Regions from separate parts of the Mus musculus genome. Here region 1 is linked to region 2. A link is a contact called in ENCODE Hi-C data. All regions are on one chromosome and are shown on one strand. The core of a region is the stretch at or near the end of the contact, and the rest is flanking DNA. Distances in the headings are between cores, read along the strand shown. Region 1 holds the start of Adcy2 (adenylate cyclase 2). Region 2 overlaps Adcy2 (adenylate cyclase 2).

Region 1 (2,855 bases), core at 130-2,629, 40 kb before region 2:
CTCCATGACAAGCTTGGTTTCACTATTAGGGATCCATCGTGATTTCCTCCAGGACTGGGTGAGGAAAGCTGGGATGTCCTGGATTTCAAGTCAACTCTCCCATTAACTCCATCCTTGCCCTCTATCGAGGTTGAGAACACAGCTGTGTCTTCACTCTCTGGGTCCAAAAATAAAATCCCTGGAAATCCCTGGGTCTGAGACTCTGTGCATGGCCTAGGTCCAGCATTTGAGAGTCACACAGTTATTCAGCTTACCTGTTCATGCTGGCTGGCTTGCAACTCAGGTAGGCAGGCTGCTGTCAGGGAACATGCAAAGGTCTAAGGCAGTTCCGGGCTGACAGAGAATGTGGAATAGCTCTTGAGGCGGTGTTGTGTTTTGGACTCCTTAGAAAATGATTTGGGGGAGAAAAATGGCTTGTGGGTTCTTTGGATGGAAGGACAGGAAAATAGGAACCTTCTAGAAGCAGTCTTTTGAAGGTCAGTGGTTAGTCCTGTCATCTAGAAAGAACAAAGGTTGAGGTCACAACCACGAAATGCCTGCCCAGCCTGTCCACGAGGATCTAGCTAGGTCTGTCATGCTTCGTGCATTTGGTCCCCGAGAGTGTCAAGCGGCATGGGATGAGTGATTCCCAAGCCAACCTTGCCCACAGAGGATGATTCTCATTCCTTGCTCCAACTTCTGTGCCATCCCTGTCTGACTGAAAGGGTTCTGGGGAGATCTGCGATGCCAAACACAGAGGTCCATAGGGTACTTCTAAGGCGCGGAGAGCAAAGGCAGAGAAAAGGAGAGGCCCGCTGCCTGAGGACCACAGGTGTCTCCAGTCACTGTGTAATTGAGTTCGTGGGGGCCATTCTTTCAAAAGGACTCCCACAAGTCCTGGAGGGTCCTAACTCCTGCTCTGTACTGGGAGTCAAATTACAATAGAGAAAGTGAGAAAGAAGCCACATTTTGCTAAGTAGGCATACTAAAGAGGGGTGGTCAGGGATATGGGACCCCCTCTCCAGGCTGGGGGGTATTAAAGCATGGCAGCCTTTTACACTGCTGCCTTGTGAGATCATGGAGAGGCAGTGGGGACTCTGGCAGTCAGGTGGGAGACTCCAGGAGCCCAACAGTAGCCCTCAGGCTGTTCTCTGCTGTAGTGGAGAACAAGGCTGAAGCCCCAATCTGCCTGGCTGGAGTCCAAAAGCGAGAGGAGGAGGCGCCCCACTGTGCAGCCTGCGACAGGCTGGAGGGCAAGGACTCGGTCTGAAGCTTTCTCTGGAGCCCAGCCTGGCCGTCGGGGGGCGGTGGTGGGCGCGGGCCGGCGCCGCCCCTGCGCGGAGGCCGGTGCGCTGCGCGCGGGGTGGGGCGAGGCGGGCCGAGGGGCCGGGTGGCTCCCGCCCTCGCGAGCGGTGGTGGCGGCGGCGGCGCCCGGGAGCTGCCCTGAGGCCGCCCCCGGCCCCCGCCCGCGCGTCAGCGCGCCCAGCCCGGGGCTCCGAGCTCCGCCCGCGCCCGAGGCCCCTGAGCACAGCTCCGGGCGGGCAGCCGGCGGGTCGCGAAGCGCGGGGGCGGCAGGCGGTAGGTGACCACAGAGCGGCGCTGCCCGGGCAGGGCGCGCACAGCGGGCGCCCCGCGAGCCGCCCCGATGTGGCAGGAGGCGATGCGGCGGCGCCGCTACCTGCGGGACCGCGCCGAGGCGGCGGCAGCAGCGGCGGCGGGCGGCGGCGAGGGGCTGCAGCGGTCCCGGGACTGGCTCTACGAGTCCTACTACTGCATGAGCCAGCAGCACCCTCTCATCGTCTTCCTGCTGCTCATCGTCATGGGCGCCTGCCTCGCCCTGCTCGCCGTCTTCTTCGCGCTCGGGCTGGTGAGTGGCCTCCCCGTGGCTCCGAGGGGACCGCGCAGGCGACCGTGTCCCGCCCCAGGCTGCTCCTCACCCCTGTGCCCTGCCCGAGGCCGGCCTGGCTAGGGCGAGAGCTGTGGACAGAGGAAAAGTTTCCTTGGAAGGCTTTGCCCAAAATAAAGTTGCCAGGGCTTGCTCCAGGTGGACGGGCAGGGCGTGTGGGTTCAGCATCTCTGCGCCCCGTGGCCAACTCTGCGCTTTCTCCCGGCGCCGCTGCCCGCAGCAGAGGCAGTCCTCAGGCTTCCTTGGCGCGCTAGCTGCCTCCCATCCCTGTCCGCGGAACGCCCCCGGCTCTCCTCTCTGAGTTTGGTCTGGGCATCATTTAACTCTTAAAAAACAAGGTGCTTTGGGAAAGCAGTTCATGACAGCGAAAATGAAAACCAGATAATGTTGTGCATCTTGGCTTTTGAATCTTTTCGTGTTTAGCCATGTAGAGAGAAAGTGATGGAGTGTTGAGCAGATGCCCAAGCCTCATCTCCAGAGACTATAAGTGAGCTAAAAATGGAAGGGACCCTCGCTGCTTTCCCCTTTTTAGAGAAGTGCAGGACTCGATCATGGTTCCCTGCTGATGGTTAAAGCATGTTTTCACGGCTAGAAGCATTAACGCAGCTCAATAGCTGATGTCAGTTTTTCTGGTTCATAATTTTCAGTCAGGAATCTCAGGCTGGCTCCCTGGAGCCCTGTAAGGAAATCTGTAGATGGCGGTAACTTCCTCTTAGCGCTCCCTTCTCTTCAGTGTGGTTCAAACTTTTCCCCCTGACCATGATTTGCCTGTGCAGACTGTCTTGTCCGAGGCCTGGATCAGCTCGTGAGTTGTGTGGTTAGAGGATAATGCGGGATGTTTCTGCTGAACGGTGTTCCCAGAGCTTAGAATGTAAAGACATGCCTGTTTTCACCAGTCTCAAGCAGATTCAGCTCACGCTGCCTCAAGGACACAGAAACTCTGTTAGGTATTTGACAATTCGTTTTATAT
Region 2 (2,898 bases), core at 274-2,773:
CCCAGACACCTTCCACTCATGACTTAGTGCACCTGCCAGTGTGGGAACCATTCTCTTAGGTCATACGACATGTTCTGAATATCCAGCAGATGTAGCCAGCATCTTGAGTAACTGGTTAGGGGCACAATTTAGGCCAGAAGACCTTAATTTCAGAGCACTAGGAAAACTCCCATTATACAAAACCTGTTAATTCCATGGATGTATTTTCCTTTAAGAGCCCAGTAAGATTTCTTAATGAGAGAAAAAAAAATTAATTAAAAATCACGGCCTCAGGAGTGAACACACGACCAACAGAACAGCTAAGGTTTCATTCTCATCCAAGCCAAACTCTATTTTGAGTGTCAGTCACAGGGTCAGATCAGGCTCAGGCCTCGCTCATGGGGTTCAGTATAACTTGACAGCAGACATGGGCGCTTGTAACCACTAGACGTGAACAAACTCCCCAGAGTGAGGAGCCCTTTGTTGTCCCTGCAGCAGAAGCAGTGCACTTCTGAGGAAAGAGGCCACGGTTACACTTCACAAGCCATTTGAAATGGCAACAGCTTTACCTCAGTTTTGAGTAGAATGCAAATATAATAACTGTAGATTCCATATTTGCAAATTTTTCTGGCCTGAAACATTTGATAACTCTAAATATGAATTCTTGGTGTTCTTTCACAGGTAGGTCAGGGTGTTACAAGTTGCCAGTCACCTGAGATTCCCATTCCTATGAGCCTGGAAAAGGCGACATTCAGCTCTCATGAAAGGGTCAAGTGTGTTTTTGCGTTCTGTCCAGTGTTACAGCTTGACACCGGCAGGCTTCATATTGGTGCACGTGTTCTTTGGATGTCCCGTGTTCTAAGCTCAAGGCTGTGTGTCCCCTGGGGAGAAAATGCATGTATTAGAGAAGCTTTAGCCACATTGAGCTACTGAGACTTCAAGGTTAATCAGTCAGCAACACATGCTAAGGAAGGATTTTAAAAATAACATTCACAAAATAAGTTTATGGACAGATAGGTTGAAAAAATCCTGAGTCTGGGGCTGTAGAGGAACCTAAACCCATATTGAATGGTTTAGTAGTCTTTAAGATAGTATTTGTGAGCACGATATGGATGCATGTACTACAAATGACAAGAATTGATTGTGTGTGTCCCTAGGAAGAGAAGTCAGGAACCTCACGAACAGAGTAATTCATGGAAGATGGGTTGTGATGACAGGTCTCACTCTCTGTCTCTGCCACTGCCCTTTCTATTTGTGTAGCCAATGAAGTGAAACGACATGTGCTTTAGCTTTGCTGCTTCTGAGCTGTGTTTCTGACTCCTAGAAGTCAAGCCCATCATTGAAATGGGAACCAAAGATAACTGTAGAGGAATAGTCTTCATGATAGAGTAAAGAATCCCAGAACTACCAGAAGTATTTAAATGGGCACGTTCCTGTTGAGCAGTCCCTGGTATCTTAGGTGACCTCTTCCTTTTCCGAATGCAGCTGGTGCATTTGGCAAGAGACTGATGGCAGGTGGCAGATCAGGTGACATTCCATTCCAGTACTCATGGACTTCTGCAGGCAGCCTTGTAACAGAGACTTAAGCAATGGAACACCAGCATGCCAAGCCTGACTAGGGTGAGTCTGTGATGAGCACAGAGTCCAGACATACAGCTTTCCTAGTCTCATCTTGCCAAGGTTATCTTGATGGCAGCGAAGCAGTCATGTTGAAGTTCACGCAGTCCAGCAACTTTTTTTCCCCCAATGTGTCAAATCCAATTCATCCAAGAGGACCACTGGCGGATTCAGAATGAAAAGGTACTCAGCACAGTAATTATGAAGGCCTTGTGCTGGATGTGTTGGGAACCTTTTAACATAATCTTAGTAAGGCATAGCTAAAGTTTAAACTATCACATTTCACAGTAAGGATGTATATTCACTGCTGCTTCCACTCAGTTCAAGTGACAATGTGGAGGTTGCTCCTGCGACCAGAGTTGAGAAACTGCCTGCCCTGTTGGAGGTCACACCCTGGATAACAGGGAGAAGCATGTTCTGTGACATGCAGCAAGCAGCGGTTCTTCACTGTTGGGTGATGGCAGGTGGCTTTGAGAAAATAGAAGATTTTTTCCCCAGAGCTGGGCATATCAGAGGAGAGGTATACAGATGCCTCTACACACAAGGGGAGGTACAGTGGGGTGGTGTAAGGAGACAGGGTGTGGTAGGGGAATGGCAGCATGGACTCTGTCATAACTGCAAGAGCTGAAAACCGTGAGCCTATTGGTGACTTGATGGCCTGACAGGTTTGAATGATTTCATTTCATGAATCTTCACAAGTCAGTTTCCAGCTGTAAGGATTAGTAGTCGTATTACTTACTTGGTACTTGTGATAAATATAAACAAAAGTGACCCGAAGAAGGGAGGCACTGAATTTGGCTTCTCGTTTGTCCCAGCATGGAAGCTGTGGAGGCAGGTCTGTGACAGGCTCATCACATCACTTTTGCAATGAGGCATGAGAGAGAGAGAGAGAGAGAGAGAGAGAGAGAGAGAGAGAGAGAGAGAGAGAGAGAGAGAGAGAGAGAGAGATGGATGCTTGCATTTGGCTCAGTTTTTTATTCTACTTTTTATTCAGTGCAGCAGCTAAGGATGGGTTTCCCCATATCCATTAACCTAATCTAGAAAATAACTCACAAACATGTCCAGGGATTTGTCTAGAGCGTGATTCTACATCCAGTTAAGTTGACAATATAGACCTTCACAAAAACCTTTATTACTTCCTGCATGTATCAAATACGGAGCCCATAGGTGATGCTCTGTGGCTAGCTCTCCTGGGAGGAAGCAGATGTCCCGGATCTGCTCTGAGGAGTGAAGCTGGGCAACAGGAGAGACAATGTGGCTTTCACAGTATAGAAGACCATATAACATAGCAGGGAGATCAGG

Evidence for each region. A loop is a pair of places that touch in the nucleus more often than their neighbours do.
Region 1: a map of gastrocnemius shows a loop between it and region 2 (8-fold over the local background). The contact joins the promoter of Adcy2 here to the enhancer-like site in region 2. A Hi-C loop is called at or near these places in 2 of 37 maps with a recorded cell type or tissue (both gastrocnemius).

What each region holds. Positions count from the first base shown.
Region 1 is chr13:68,998,065-69,000,919 of GRCm38, reverse strand. It overlaps Adcy2 (adenylate cyclase 2), which reads left to right and starts at 1,379. Exons shown (of 25, transcript NM_153534.2): 1 at 1,379-1,846. The coding sequence starts at 1,625. Gm35161 (a long non-coding RNA gene) reads right to left here and starts at 1,375. Exons shown (of 5, transcript XR_873632.3): 1 at 255-1,375.
Region 2 is chr13:68,958,214-68,961,111 of GRCm38, reverse strand. The region is part of intron 2 of Adcy2 (adenylate cyclase 2); the gene reads left to right. Among named protein-coding and RNA genes, the nearest start is that of Adcy2, 40 kb to the left of the region's middle. Within about 2 kb of position 1,523, at least 1 of the 3 ENCODE cell types and tissues checked has a DNase peak (open chromatin) inside an H3K27ac peak, as active enhancers do; it is gastrocnemius, where a contact is called at or near this core.